Regions from separate parts of the Homo sapiens genome. Here region 1 is linked to region 2. A link is a loop called in an ENCODE intact Hi-C map of the cell type or tissue named here. Cell type or tissue: adrenal gland. All regions are shown on one strand.

Region 1 (8,000 bases), 190 kb before region 2:
TGAAGAAACCGGGGCTTTTAGAGAGTGACCTGGCCAAGATCATACAGCCAGGAAATATTAAGGGTAGGAATGAGGAGTTTAGTTTGGGCGTTTAATTACCAAACTATCCTGGCTTCTGCTACGAACTACTTTTACAAAGACAGAATCTTACTGCATAGGTTAAACGACACTGGAATGACAGAGCAAGTCGTAGTTCTAAACATCTCACTCATTCAACAAGCATTTAAGTGATTCTAGACCGTCAGAGGACAACTGCAAAAAGTACTTGAAGAATAAATATTTAATAATAATGTAATTATAATTATAATCTGTATATCTAAACAGTGCCTTTGTAAAAACCCTTTCCATCATCTTCAAATTCAGTCTAAAAATAATTGTACGCTATACTTTTCAAGTGGGGTTTAAACTATTGTTTCATATTTAACATAAAATATTTTCCTATTTAAATTAACATACTTTTATGTTCACGGTAAACAAACTGCATAGGTTTTCACTTTCATTTTCTTCTGACATCTTCTGCAAAAGAATGGTCTGCCCATTTTTTGGATAAAAAGGCTAGAATAATGTGACCGGAGCTGGGTGAGGTGGCTCATGCCTGTAATCCCAGCACTTTGGGAGGCCAAGGCAGGCAAATCACTTGAGGCCAGGAGTTCGAGACCAGCCTGGCCAACATGGTGAAACCCCGTCTCTACTAAAAATACAAAAATTAGCCAGTCGTGGTGGCATGTGCCTATAATTCCAGCTACTCAGGAGGCTAAGGCAGGAGAATTGCTTGAACCCGGGAGGCAGAGGTTGCAGTGAGCTGAGGTTGTGCCATTGCACTCTAGCCTGGGAGACAGAGCAAGACTCCATCTCAAAAAAAATGAAAACATAAAAATAGAACAATGTGACTGGGAGAGACTTAAAGTGAGGAAAAATGAATGCTGAAAGAACTAGTAAACTGGCTGAAGATGGAACAACTCCCCATGTCTCCAGAGAGGCAGATAAGGGACTGTAAACCAGCAAATGCCACCTGCCTGTTATCTAGCTCAGAAAGGTGCACACCTCTGGAAGCAGCTGAATTTAAGTCCAGTGTGGCACTTTCAGAAAATGGCATCAAAGGTTGGACCATAAATCTTTCTTATTCTCCAGTCACTGGACATTTAAGAGCCAAGATATTGATGGGCTCTTTCCCTCCTTTTCTTTCTCCTTGTAGCAGATGTATGATTCATGGATTGTCCTTTCGTGGTCTCCATTTTCATCTTATTACTTTTTCTTTGCTTCTGCTTTCTGACAGCTCTGGAAAACAAGGTGCTAAATTATTTCACAGAATGAGCACAGTGAATTATGTAATTATGTTGAAGTTTAATTAACTAGCTAACCAAATAAGAAAATAGAAGAAGGGAAAGAATCTACTGTATTGCAAGCATAAATCCTCAGTCTCCTAACCATAACAACAAGGGAAGAGTCAGAGGCCTAACCAAGCAAAATGTTTGAGAAAAAAAAATTCTTTAAAAGATGGTTACTATGGATTTAGAACAAGCTGTCCGGGGCAAACACACCACAGAGGTAAATGCAAAGCTAGTGAGATTGGACTTTTTAAAAAAGTTTTTTGTACATCTGTATTGCTCAACTCAGCACTTCAATCTCCAAATCCTTGAATTCCGTTTTTTTTGGAGAGGAGCTGATACATGGGGCAGTCAGCAGAGACAGAAAAATGAAACAGCACAATGGAAAAAACCGAGAAGCCTTGAAAGGGCCTGTTTCCTAAGTCGTACAGATTTTCCTTTCCTCAGCGGATCTAAAAGTCCTGACAAGTGCCACGCAGGGTTATCAGCATTTTGTGGTCCTTATCTTGAAGATTAGCTTCAAAATAAACAAGCTGGAACTCACCCTCTGAAAACACTGAACCACACCAGACAAAACAGATTCTTTGTTTCTGGTGTTCTCCACACTAAGTTACAGGCGACCTGCAGCTGAGAAAATGACTGGCCCATCCATTCACTTCTCCAAGCTAGCAGAATCATGCCATGACACTCAACATATTGAGAACCAAGGAAGGGGCCAGAGCTACAACAATGCCAAACCAGGACTCCTCCCCTGATTACCCAGCAATATCAATTGTTAGGTTCACCTCTCATAAGCTTCTCCATAGGAAAAGCTTATTCTTGATCTTGTCAGGAATAAACCTGGGAAAAGAGCTTCATAAACAATGTATCCCCTAATGGGTTCAATTTATGCCTCACTTTTTGTTTACTCAGCATATGTTACCTGTTGAGAAAACAAAAATGAATGGGCATAATCTTTGACTTCAAGGAGCTGGGAGACAGAGATAAGGGGGATAGTCACCCCCTCTCTATCCCTACTTTTTTAGGTGAAAATGCTATGAAATCAATGAACACCCCATGAGGAACTTGCAGAACCAGCTTGATTCCAGGATCTGTGCTCTACTATATACTCTACTTTAAATTATTTATATATGCAAACTGCTAACCATATAATAATCACTCAATAAGTATTAGCTATTATTAGTTCCACATGACTATTATGCAGAATTTTGCTTGACAACTTTAAATTTTTTCATATTTAGATTTTGCACTATGGACTAGGGATACCTTATCAGTTCAAAATAGAACAGTCTACAGAAGGAGTAGGATTGAAAACTAAAACCAAAAAAGTCATCTTTACAGTATTATACTGATTCATGCATACTATATAAATCTATTTCCCCACTTTTTTAAAGTAGGATAATTTCTTGATAAGTGATGATTTAGCAAACTTAATGAAATATAGTATAATCTCTAATGGCAAAGTCAATGAAGCCATGTGTGCCTGTACACAAAATTTAAGTTTCTCTTTGGCTCATCCACTTATAAGCAGGACTAAAAATGAATGAACTTTCACTAGGGGATACGGTAAACAGAAACAGGAGGAAAATATTTGAAAATATTCATTTGTAATATGAATACACAAAACTTTCCAGAGATAAAGTTTTTGAATGATGATGAACTGACTATAAGTCAGTTTTATTTTGTCTTAAAATTAAATTGACCTAGTATTTGTCCTTTAAATTATAGGTATTTATGTAACTGATAAAATGAGCTTTAACCACAAGAGGGAGCCAGCATCATTCCAGTTAGCAACTAAAGAAAAATTAACACCAAGGAAAAACAAATTAATATAAGATAGCTGTAAAATGCATGAGCTGGAAAGACCTTTTATGTCACGTATGCTAAAAAGGCTGTTATTTTTCACTATTGTAAAGAAAAAAATAATTTTGCTTTGTCAATTTCACTATATATATTTTTTGAAAGCAGTAACTATTAACAGGAGTTTAGGTGTCTTCTCTGAGAAAAAAAGTAATATTATTTAAGAATTATCAGGCATCCACATCTCACAGGATTTGCTCTTGGAATTAAACCTGATAAGATCTAGTCCTGAAAGATACTAGATGATTTCCCCTAATGAAATAGTATATTAGTGCCAAACACACTAGCTGAGGCTATTTAGGAAGCAATGAAGGGCCTACAATAGAGTATCAAAATGCAAATTGTTTCCATGTAAGTTCACAGAATTAAAGGCTGAGCACGTTACTGACTACCACACAGAATCACACTGACAATGGTACAGCAATCCCAGACTAATATGATTATGAAGTTGTATTCAATTTTTGAAGGTTTATTCTAAGGAAAATATTTTATAAGATTCTTCAGGCTGGGCGTGGTGGCTCACGCCTGTAATCCCAGCACTTGGGGAGGCCAAGGCAGGCAGATCACGAGGTCAGGAGATCAAGACCATCCTGGCTAACACGGCGAAACCCCGTCTCTACTAAAAAATACAAAAAGTAAGCCGGGCATGGTGGCAGGCGCCTGTAGTCCCAGCTACTAGGGAGGCTGAGGCAGGAGAATGGCATGAACCCGGGAGGCGGAGCTTACAGTGAGCCGAGATCAGGCCACTGCACTCCAGCCTGGGCGACAGAGCAAGACTCTGTCTTTAAAAAAAAAAAAAAAAAAAAAAGATTCTTCAATAAGCTTCTTTAAGTTTTTAAAACTCTACTTTATCCTGGATTACTCAGTGGAAATAATTATTTAAAGTAGAGTAAATGTAGGAACGAGGCAGTTGTAATAGTAGCCAGAATTCAAGTGGCTAGACCACAATGGAAAAAAAAATTTTCACTGACCACAAATAAATAAAACACATGGGAAAGAATTCTAATATTACCATAAATAATTATTAAACTATCAGATATTTCTAACACAAATCAATTTTTTTAAATTACAAGTCATAGTCACATGGTAGCCCAATCTGAATTTTCATATAATGTCATATAATTTCATATAATGTCAAATTTAGCTGTCTGGTAATCTCCAATTAATAACTGTGTAACATTAGTTTTCTTAGCAATAAAGGAAGAGGACTTAATCACTATCATCCCTTTTAGTTAGGAAAAAAGTATAATCATTCAAATTAGCTCGGTTAAAATAGCAATGTTTTTCTCTTTTTGTTTTGTTTTGGGGATAACTATTCCAGAAGCAGTGCCTCTTCTAAATAAGCTATTGTCATAGGTATCCCCATACTCTGAGTTGTAATCCATAGCTCCAATCAAATATTGGTGAGAGATGTGAAAATAATCACAGGAAAAAAAGTAATAAAAATTTCAAATATTTAAGCATTAAGCATGTCTAAATATTTTTCTTAAAATTTGATACAAAGAAATAGCTTTCTCACAATTTTCCTACTGTGGAATTACTTGCTATTCAATCTGAAATGCCTTCTCCAGCCTTTCCTGCCATCATGTGTCTATATCTGATCTGTCCCTCAAAGCCTGACGTAAATATCATGTCCTTCAATAAAGCATGAACTGTCACCCCCTATAACTTTACACATGAGACGTAAAGCCAAGGAGAGGTAAAATTAACCACTTTCTACCTCATATTTTGGTTATTTTCATCTCTAAGCTGTAGAACTGTAAGCTCTTTGAAAGCAAGCTCTTTGAATCATCTTCCTCTCCTCCCTCCATCCATCTATGCAGCCAGTACTTAATAGTGAAAGTGACAATTAACTTGGCACTTCAAGATCCTCTGAATGTTGCATGCTTTTGTGGATTATCCTGTATAAAACACAGATGGAATACATTTTTCTAGTAAAGTATTCGACTGACTTGTTAGCTCTCTTAGATGTAGCAATGTTAGGACAAGTACTGCGTTTATGATCCAGTTCACCACAAATAAAGCAGCCATGTTTGGGGCCCTCACAAGAATGATCTGGAACAGCACAGTGATTGCAGATGCTACAGTGGATCCAGGCTGTAAAATAAAAATTAAGTTTTAAAGGAAGTTCATGTAACGTAATTTTTCATCTTATTAACTTTTAAGGTAGGATATACGAACAGTGTTTACTTGAAGTATTGTGGCCAGTTTGCACAGCTAGTTTTAGTTTGGCTAAAGAGACCAGGGAGAAGAGGTTGGAATTCCACATAAACTAGCTAACTTCTTTCTGTTACATGCAACAAATTCAGCCCTTCTCCAATGAGTTATGAGCTGACAGCTACTGTTACAATGGAGGCTGGCTGAGTGACACAATGCCTTATTAAAATAAGTCAAACCAAACGCCACACTGAAACAGGTTAGCAATCATCTCTCATGCAAGGCGGAACATGGCAGAACATACATGCTGATAACTATAAAATTAAAAAGCAAATAAATTACAAGTCTCTACACTGATTATTTTTTCGTTTATAAATCCAATGAAAAATCTATTTAGATGGAGAAAAACTCTAAAATATGTTCATAGGATCTCAAACACTAAGTCTCAATACTTACAAGGCTTTACACACTTTTTACAGAGAAAGCAATGGTTCCATTTCCTGCCATCCTACCAAAAAAAAAAACAATTTTTAAATTATAATTAATTTGTTATTAAAAATCAAGTTCTACAATTAAAAATTAAAATGTCTTATTAAAATCTGTGTAAATTATTCACTCCTTATTTCTGCCTTTTCTGGGCTTCACAATTAGATACTTTGATTTTAATTTATGCATTTCTCCACTCAACTCAAATGCCTCCTTGATGGGCCTCAATTTCCTTAACTGTAAAACTAGGAGATTTATCTAAATGATCTTGAAAATCCACTCCAGTTCAAGCAACCCAATCTGCACAAAGAAGGACTCAAATGAAAATTTCAAGAGAATTAATGATTCATAATTTTGTGTGTCTATACTGCATAATCCTTAATGAAATTCATATTTGAGAACTTTACATAATTTAGAAAGATAGATTACAGGTTACTGTTTGATTAATTTTAAAACTATGAAATAAAAATATCTAGAAAAGTGCATAAAATATATCCAATTTAATGAGTATTGTAAAGCAAACACGGATAAAACCCACCAGGTCAAGAAAAAATACCACCAGCCCTCTGGAAACTGCCCCATGCTCCTACTAAGTCACAGCATCCCTCCCTTCCCCTCCAAATAACACCTCTTTAGTTTGTGTGACTGTCATTTCCTAGCTCTTGCTTCCTTTTACCACCTTTGTGTGCATCTCTAAATAATAAGTCCATTTTCCTCAACTTTAAACTATACAGTCTGGGCATAATTGTTTTAAAATGAAGAATACACATCATGTCTCAACTAATAAAAACTAAATATAAACGATCAGATGTATTAACATTGTTAAAAACAAGTATAACCAGTAATACCATTATATAATCAAGAAAAATGTGCTTTCTAATGTTTATATAAATGTAGCCTCTTCTTTGGAGAATAATTTGTGTTTATGAGCCAAACTAAACTTCACAGGCCCTTTCTGACCAGATTTAGTTAAAATAAACAAAACAAGGGTCACCCGCCTTCCTAAAAAATTTGGTGATTTATAATTGCCAAAACTTGGAAACAACCAAGATGTCCTTCAGTAGGTGAATGAGTAAACAAGTTGTGGTACATCAAAGGAATATCATTCAGAGCTAACATAAAATGAGCTATCAAACCATGAAAAGACATGAAGGAACCTTTAATGCCTATTACTAAGTGAAAGAAGCCAATCTGAAAGGCTATATACTATATGATTCCAACTGTGTGATATTCTGGAAAAGGAAAAACTATAGAGACAGTAAAAAGATAGTAGTAGCCAGAGACACCCTTCAGGAAGAAGGATGAATAGGTGGAACACAAAAGATTTTTAGTGAAAACAGTGAAACCACTCTGTATGACACTGTAATGGTGAAAACATGTCATTATACATTTTTCAAACCCATAGAATGTAAAACACCAAGAGTGAACCTAATGTCAACTATGGGCTCAGGGTGTTAATGATGTGTCAACGCAGGCCCATCAGTTGTAACAAATGCACCCCTCTGGTGGAAGATGCTGCTAGTTGGGGAGAATGTGCATGTGTCGGGGCAGGGGACATAGGGGGAATCTCTGTACCTTCTGCTCAATTTTGCTGTGAACCTAAAACTGCTTTAAAGAACCAAGTCTATTAAGAAAAAATAATACCTAAATAAATAAATAAATAGGAGGATGTCCCTTTGCAGTCCTTCATCTGTAAAAAATCAATGAGTAACTGCACCTAATAAGGCTGTTGTGAGGATTAAATGAGTTAATCCATGTAAAGCTCTTAGGAAAGTGTCTGGCATATTAAAAGTGCACAGTACATGTTATTAATTATTTCATCAGAATGATGATGGTACCCAATACGTCAATGCCTTATTTGAAACACCATAATTTTGTCCTCAACATACACATAATTGAGCATTCATTTAATGCCTTATTTGAGACGCTGATAATTTTAGCAGTCACACAGTACCATTTGAAAATGAGTTCGTGATAATGAAGGCAGTTAAGTATTTTTAAAAGCCTGTTGTACTCTATAATTTAAAATATTGTATTATAGCATAATTAATAAATGATAATACATATTAATACAAATCCTATTAACAAAATAACATTGAAAAAGTAATAAAACTAGTAAACTAAAATAAAATGAATATATCTAAATAAAAATACATTCTATAAGAACAC
Region 2 (8,000 bases):
ATGATCTTCATTTTGAAGATGATTAAACCGGCTGAGAAAACATAAATAACTTGCCCAAGGAAACAGCTGGTAAGTGGTAAGTGGTATTCCAAATTAGTTCCAAGTTCAAAGCTCACATCATATTTACCACATTCCTTTGATTTTGAGACAGCATCTTACTCTGTCACCCAGGCTAGAGTGCGGTGTGTCATCATAGCTCACTGCAGCCTCAACTGCCTGGGCTCAAGCGATCCTCCCACCTCCACCTCTGGAGTATCTGGGACTACAGGCATGCACCACGACACCTGGCTAATGCCTTTGACCTCTTCATTGGGCCTGACATTCGTGTTAACACGGTCCTTTGGAGTCATCTGGACGTGTTGTGACTAGCACTTAGAGATAACCCTCATTTTCAGCCTGTTTGAAACATTGTTTTCCTGGTGCATCTTCTACCACTATCACGATGCTCTGTCAGCAGTCTGCAAATAAGCCTCGCGTATTTTCCCCGCACCTTAGTCTTCTCCCTTTGGTCACACTCCCCTCTGCTATCCATCCATGATTCACACCCAGGGAAGTACAGCCCTCCAGGGAGGGGGTATTTTGGACCTGCTGCACTTAGTGGACAGGGTTCAGGGATTCTGAACATCATACCGTGCAAGCAGCAGACCCACAAAAGGAGTCCTTCAGCCTAGTAGGCCAATAGTACACCTCCCCCCAATCCCCCCATGTTTGGCTAAATCCTAACTGTCTTTAGGGACCCATTTTCCTCTGTGAGGCTTTCTCTGCCCAGCGAGGCTCCAAGTCATCTCTGCCTCTTGAATGACTATCTGCTAACACCATCTCTGCTGCTCCTATAGAGATTTCAGTCCTATGTTCCCTGGTTTCCTTCTCTTCTGGGTGCCTTCCTGTTGAAACACATTGAATGCACTCTGGCTTCAGAAAGCAAGTCTGCTACTCCCCTATCTAGCACTTCATGAGCACAATGCTTCATTTGCTCAGTCATTCAGTCAAAAAATGATTTAAAAAGGCCTCAATCAGTAGAGCTGTAGGAATTTATTCAGGGGTTGTAGGCAGAGAGACGTGAACAGTGGCCTTTCTACAGAATGAGTATAAATATGTACGCTATTGATGCCTGTGAGAGACCTGGGGGCAGGGACAGATGCAGGGGAAGGCTTCAGCCATGGCTGACCCTTGCCTAGAACTCAAGGCAGCAACAGAGATATGAGAGAGCCGAAACCACCTGTCAGCACTCAATTCTGCACTGGCAGTCCCTGTGATTCATGCACCAGGCCATTAATTCAGTAAGAAGCCGCTCAATGGGCAGATGAACAAAAACAGGAGGCCCTTCTGAGAGTCATAAATTCACTCTCCTAACAGCTTTATATACTTGAAAGTGAAGGGTATTCCAGGAGCATGTGAAAACGACTCAGAGACTCAGTTTCTAACAGAAAACCAGGAAATTCTATTCTACTGCTAACAAATTGAGGACTTACTTTGTCAAGGTGGCTAGGTTGGTACAGAGATGAAAAGCCAGGGCTTAATCTTTCAGGAGTTCAAAAACTGGTAAGAGTTCTCCCATTCTACTTTTTCCTCCTTCACCTCCATATCTAATCCTAAGAACTATTCCCTTAATACCCTTGTATTAGTCCGTTTTCACACTGCTATAAAGAACTTTCCGAGACTGGGTAATTTATAAAGGAAAGAGCTTTAATTGACTCACAGTTTCCTATGGCTGGGGAGGCCTCAGGAAACTTACAATCATGGCAGAAGGGGAAGTAGGCACATCTTACATGGCAACTGGCGAGAGAGGGTGTGTCAGTGCAGGAGAAACTACCATTTATAAAACCATCAGACCTCATGAGAATCCACTCACTATCACAAGCACAGCACGGGGGAAACCCCCCCCCCCCCATAATCCACTCACTACCCACCAGATCTCCCCCTAAACACCCGGGGATTACAATTCAAGATGGGATTTGGGTGAGGACACAAAACCTAACCATATCAACCCTCTCCAGACTCTCTCCTCTTCTTCACCCCTCTGCAGCTGCCAGGCTTTCCTAATGTCTGCATGGATGGTCTCAACACTCCTTACCTGGTTTCTCTCACTACCCCTGCCACATATTCTGTTTCACCATCACACACCGGCAGATTCATGTTTCCAAAAAAGCAATCTGATCCTATCACTCAGTAACTGATATAAAGCCCTTTACTGATGCTCTGTTGTTTTAAGGAGAAAATTCAAACCCCTTACCAAAGCCCTTCCCCTTCATGGCTCTGTTTGCCTATCCGGCCTTTCCTCAATTTAAGTCTCCAGTCCAGACAAAGTGACTCTCTGGCTGGTTCCCAGACATCTCTGCTCCTGCTGCTGCTTCCTCCCACCATGTGTCCCAGTCCCTACTTCTGCTAACTGTGCTTTCAAGATGCAGCCTGGGCGCTATCTCCTCCTCTTCCCACTCTTGGCCCTGAGTGAAGGTTGCCTCCTACGTGTGCTTCCACCACCCCTACCCATTCTCACTTGTCACATGCACCATATTTGACTCCTTGCTCTTCTCTCCTAGGTGACTTTGATTTTTTCAACTGAACTTCAAGAACTAGATCTGATTCATTGTTGACTGCTCAGCATCTAGTAGAGCACCTGGCACCTGCTAGGTACATTATAAGTGTTTGCTGAATGTATTTGAATGAGTGCCTATGCAAGGTCATAATAAATAAGACAAGAATGGCTTATTCAGAGATGACTGTAATGCACATTTATCTCTCCATGGTCCCTGGGTTGCTTCTAATACTGCGCTTGGAAAAGTTGTGATGGATAATTGAATGCCTCATTGTTCTTGAATGATGTATGGGAGTGGTATGATCTTAGAAAAGAGACAAGGTTTGTTATCTTTGGGGAAATCAAAATACACATCTCCAATATAATTCTGTCTCACAAATGATACAAACATTCATGTTCAAAGTAATATACACATCAAAGACCTATAATGTTGTAGGTTGAATACTTTGGTTAAGTACTTGAGTTTAAAACATCATGTTTATCTTATTATTTTTTTAAAATGTTTTTACTTTTCTTTTTTTTAAACAGAGATGGGGTTTCACCATGTTGGCCAGGCTGGTCTTGAACTCCTGGCCTGGGATCTGCCTGCCTTGGCTTCCCAAAGTGCTGGGATTACAGGTGTGAGTCAGTATGCCTGACTGAAACATCATGATTTTATTAAGCGAACTGCCTTGATTTTGAAACAGTTTTACTTATTTGGTGGCTGCAGACATCTTTTGGTATGTGGCTGCCACTCTCTATCTTTGTCTTCACATGACCTTCTCCTCTTCTGCTCTCATAAGGATACGCCATTGGATTTAGGTAATGACCTAGGTAATCCAGAATGATCTCATCTTGTGATACTTAATTACATCCACAAAGACTCTTTTTTCAAATAGAGTCACATTCATAGGCTCTAGAGATTAGGGGTGACCATATTTTTGTGGGGGAGGGGTAGCACAATTCACTCCGTTATCAAAAATACATTTATAAAAGCCATTGGGATGCAATTCCAGGAGTTTTCAATGATCATTTTATCTTACTTATAAATTACTATTTTGAAGTGCTCCAGAGGGGTCTTACTTCCTCAATTTGGAAGGGGCTGCTACTGGATGAGCATTGAGTATTAATACTGCATGGGGACGCCACCTACTGGTTGCTAAGATTCACAACTGGTAGACCTTGGAGGTCACACTGAGAGTAGAATAACATGTATGAGCACAGTTAATAAACTTGATTACATGAAACCACATTTATTATTAGCACATTGAAAATATAGAATGGCTATTCAAATACAGCTCCCTTCCCTCTCTGAGCCTCAGTTTCTTTACCTGCAAAGGTGAAGATTTCCTCACTCATTCCTTCATTTATTAAAACACAATTATTTGGGCATCCATCAGGTGATAGTGGCTGGGGCTGCAATAAGCCTCTTACAGATTATTCCTTTTCATAGGTTTGTTGTATGGATTAAATGTAATAATTCAAATAAAGGGTCTGGTGCAGTAATTATTGTTAACCTTAAATTATATTTGATCCAAATATCTAATTAGAGTGGCCTGCCTTGACACTGGGTCTTACTTGTTGAAGATCTCTAGCTCTATTGTTTTTTCTTTTTTAAAAAACTAAAAACAAATTTTTTTTAGAGACGAAGGCTCACTATATTGCCTAGGCTGTACTTGAACTCCTGGGCACAAGGGATCTTCCTGTCTCAGACTCCCAAGCAGCTGAGACTATAGGTTTCAGCTTTTTCTTTTCTTTTTTTTTTTTTTTGAATACTTGTTAGCTCTTACTCTCTTCTCTTCCCTCTGGCCTGCAGAAGTTACACAGCACCTCATCTAGTTCAGTTAACTCTTTGGATGTGAACCAATTATCGAGTACCATGAATTTCAAAGCAAAAGGAGAGAATGGGTCTGGTAATAACCTTTCCTTTTCCTCCTTCCACCCCATTCTAAATTCCCCTTAGTTAGTGCCATCTAGAAGAGGCCCTTCAATCTGTCAACACTATTTAATATCTTTTACACATTGGATAATATACTAAATGTTGAATATACAAAAACAATGAACTCTAGTCCTTGAGGCGAAGGTCTTCCAAATGCAAGTCCTAAAAATGGACCAGGCAGAACTCAGTGTCTCCAAGAGTGCAAGAAGGATGTTTTTCATTGAATGGTTGAAGCAGTGTTTGGAGAAACACAGATCTCATGATTTTTATAAATTCAAATGCAACACAGAGTCACATGGGCATAGAATTTTCCTGGATGTCTGAATAATCTGCCAACCAGCTTTTTGCCTCCTTCTGTGTTTTTACTTCACCTGGATATCTCCTAACATCCTGAGACGGAAATGTTTCTAAGCTATAAAGAATGTCTTGGAATGTCTTTTTCAAAAGTACATTTTTCAACATTCAAGGAATTTCAAGAAATGTACTATTTGCCTAAGGGTAGATGATTTAAAAGGTCTCTTTTGTGATGCCTTCAAATAAGTTGGTGATTGGAAAGCTGATACATGAGTAGAAGGCATTATTATTCTACATTGATGTTTCAGAGGAGGAAGGCAGTTAGGGGAATATTTTCCTCCCTAACATTTTATCCCTGCTGAAATAAGTCAAAATGCCCAATGTTCTTTGTATTCAAAGGTGACACAGGTACCAGCATGACTGTCAGCTGCTGTCAATCCTTGGCTTTTGGAAGCAATGTCACGGCGCTTTAACTTGCTTTTCAGTTTGCTCAGCATGTCTTTGAAGCATCACCTTTACTCATCTCTTCCAAGGCTCACTGTTAACCACATTGCACTATTTCAGCAGGAAATCAGCTAAATACTTAAAAGCTAGTGGGCCAGCCTCCTTCTTGTTGTGATATAAGCCTGTTTTTCAAAGAGCAGTCCTCAGAGAGACAGCGTCAACATGCCCTGGGTGCATGTGACACTGCAGATTCCTGGACCTTGTCCCCAGACCAACAGATTCAGAAACTCTGGGAAAAGATCAGGAAATGTGCATTTTAAACAAATGCCCCTGGTGATTCCTCTGCAATGATGGTTAAGACCTTTGAGTTGAGGGCTTTTGCAGTCACCAACTATAGTTTTGTTGAGCCTGTGTATTCATTTACACATGGGGACATCAACAGTCTGCAGAAGCCAGTTCCCAGAAATACACCTGAGTATCTGCACAAAAGGGAGGTCTGTTCACATGATTCAAATCTTCCCAGAAGACTCTCTGATCCTTACATATATTATGGCTTATATTTGGAAAATGTCCCGCTTGCAATCAAGTATACCTTTCTAAATGGCTACGTAGATCCTGAATAAAGAGAACACATCAAATTCAAAACGCTAACATATGTTGAAAGAAGAGGAGCTTGAGTAGTGAGAATAGAATTCTAACCTTCAACAGAAAGGGGGAGAATATCCTTAGGTTGGCTGATACACAGGCAAGAACTATTTCTGGTATATGTTGAGAAAATAAAAATAAGTACAACATGTTGAGCATCCTTTTTAAACAGGCAGACGCCCAGCCATGCCCAGGGCAGGTTACACTTCCTTTTCTGGCTGCCTAGATACAGTGCCACTGGCTCAGGGCTCCATTTCCATCTGCATTGATTCTACAACCACAGATAGCACTTCTGCCCGGTAATTAAAATTTTTTTTTTTTTTCTGAGACAGGGTCTTGCTCTGTCACCCAGGCTGGGGTGCAGTGGCGCGATGTCGGCCCACTGCAACCTCCATCTCCTAGGTTCAAGTGATTCTGCCGCCTCAGCCTTCCTAACAGGTGCCCACCAACACACCCAGCTAATTTTTTTGAATTTTTATTAGAGATGGGGTTTCGCCATACTGGCCAGGCTGGTCTCAAACTCCTGACCTCAGGTGATCCGCCCATCTTGTCCTCCCAAAGTACTGGGATTACAGGTGTGAGCCACTGCACCTGGCCAATGTTTTTTTTAACTTTTGATTTTTGAGAAATTTATAGTTTTGCAGGAAATTGCTATCTATATGTATTCCATATACCCTGCACCTAGCTGCCCCAATAGTAACATCTGGCACAACTACAGTACAGGAACAAAGCCAGGAAATTGCTTATTGGTACAATCTACAGAGTGTATTCAGATTTGATCATTTTTATATACTGTGTGTGTGTGTGTGTGTGTGTGTGCAGCTCTGTGCAATTGTATCACATGTATAGATTAATATAGCCACTACACAACTGAGCTACAGAATTGTTCCATTACCACAAGGCTCCCTTCACAGCCATACCTCGCCCCTTCCACCCATCCCTAACCCCAGCAATGGCTAATCTGTTCTTCATCTCTGTGATATTCCACAATTATTTTGAATAGCATTTTAAAGCCTTGAGGCAACTTCCAAACGTGTTGAGCTTCCTGCCTGGACTGTCCAAGTTGTCTCTCTCAAGGTACCAATACTGTTTTGTTAGTGTTCTAGTTACAAAGCTGCATAAATTTTTTAGTGGTCTGACTATAATCCTGATATTCCTGAAAGCAGTCTTTTTAATGTTCGCTTTTGCTGAGTGTGTGTTTTTCAGTAACATCTATTTTGCATCACTGCAGAAATATTTGTACAGTGGCTGAAACAACAGAGGTTCATTTATTTCACTCACAGAAGAGTCAAAGGAAGATGTTCTGTCTGGCAAGCATTTTTTTTTGCAGTATTCTTGTCATAAACTTTCAAACCAGCTGGGTGCAGTGGCTCACACCTGTAATCCCAGCACTTTAGGAGGCTGAAGCGGATGGATTGCTTGAGCTCAGGAGTTCAAGACCAGCCTGGGCAACATGACAAAACCCTGTCTCTACTAAAAATACAAAAAATTAGCCGGGCGTGGTGGCTTGCACCTATAGTCCCAGCTACTTGTGGGGCTGAGGCAGGAGGATGGCTTGAACCCAGGTGGTCGAGGCTTCAGTGAGCCAAGATGATGCCACTGCACTCCAGCCTGGTGACAAAGTGAGACCCTGTCTCAAAAACAAACAAAAAAACCCACAAAAATAAGACATAAACTTTCAAACATGTTCTTTGTTATCATCAACTTTAAACCTAAACCTAATATCACTTTTAAAAATTACACAGTACAATCTGTATTATTTCATTTTAACAGATTACCATCAGTCATCATTAAAGAGCATTTCCAAACCATTTAGATTTTAAGACATTTCTAGATGTGATGATGACTGCATTTTATAGAACGTGTCTGTCTCATTACCACCACCACACATGGCTTTCTCCATTCTTAGAGATTCCTTTTATGCAGAGGCTACTCTCCTGGCTCTCTCCAGCCCATCTCTTACTCCCGTCCTTTCCCCCAACCAGTCCTTTTTTCTTCCTTCTTTTTGGGGAAGGCAGGGTGAGACTGCCCTGGACCACAACTGATAATGGATAAATCTGGCTAATTCTGAATGCTATAGAGGAAGCTCATTTGGCAATGTCTCTTAGCCTTTAACAGTGATAAAGATGATATCTTGGCCTCTATCTGCGTTATCGTTTGTCT

Evidence for each region. Hi-C counts contacts between places; a loop is a spot of excess contacts. Peaks named below come from ENCODE experiments on the same cell type or tissue, not always from the same donor. Only the 100,000 strongest peaks of a DNase experiment are listed, where the experiment ranks them.
Region 1: it touches region 2 in a loop (2.7-fold over the local background); 63 of 110 quality-filtered maps call a loop at or near these places.

Annotation. Positions count from the first base shown.
Region 1 is chr4:25,362,307-25,370,306 of GRCh38, reverse strand. ZCCHC4 (zinc finger CCHC-type containing 4) reads right to left here. Exons shown (of 13, transcript NM_024936.3): 11 at 5,802-5,853; 12 at 5,141-5,285; 13 at 1-1,278. The coding sequence ends at 1,143. Among named protein-coding and RNA genes, the nearest start is that of ANAPC4, 11 kb to the left of the region's middle. In adrenal gland, a CTCF peak has its summit at 3,087 (motif pointing right); no DNase peak of the experiment used is centred here; H3K27ac peaks cover 1,797 bases.
Region 2 is chr4:25,176,378-25,184,377 of GRCh38, reverse strand. The region is part of intron 1 of SEPSECS-DT (SEPSECS divergent transcript); the gene reads right to left. Among named protein-coding and RNA genes, the nearest start is that of SEPSECS-DT, 20 kb to the right of the region's middle. RefSeq lists an enhancer at 3,543-3,612. In adrenal gland, a CTCF peak has its summit at 3,661 (motif pointing left); no DNase peak of the experiment used is centred here.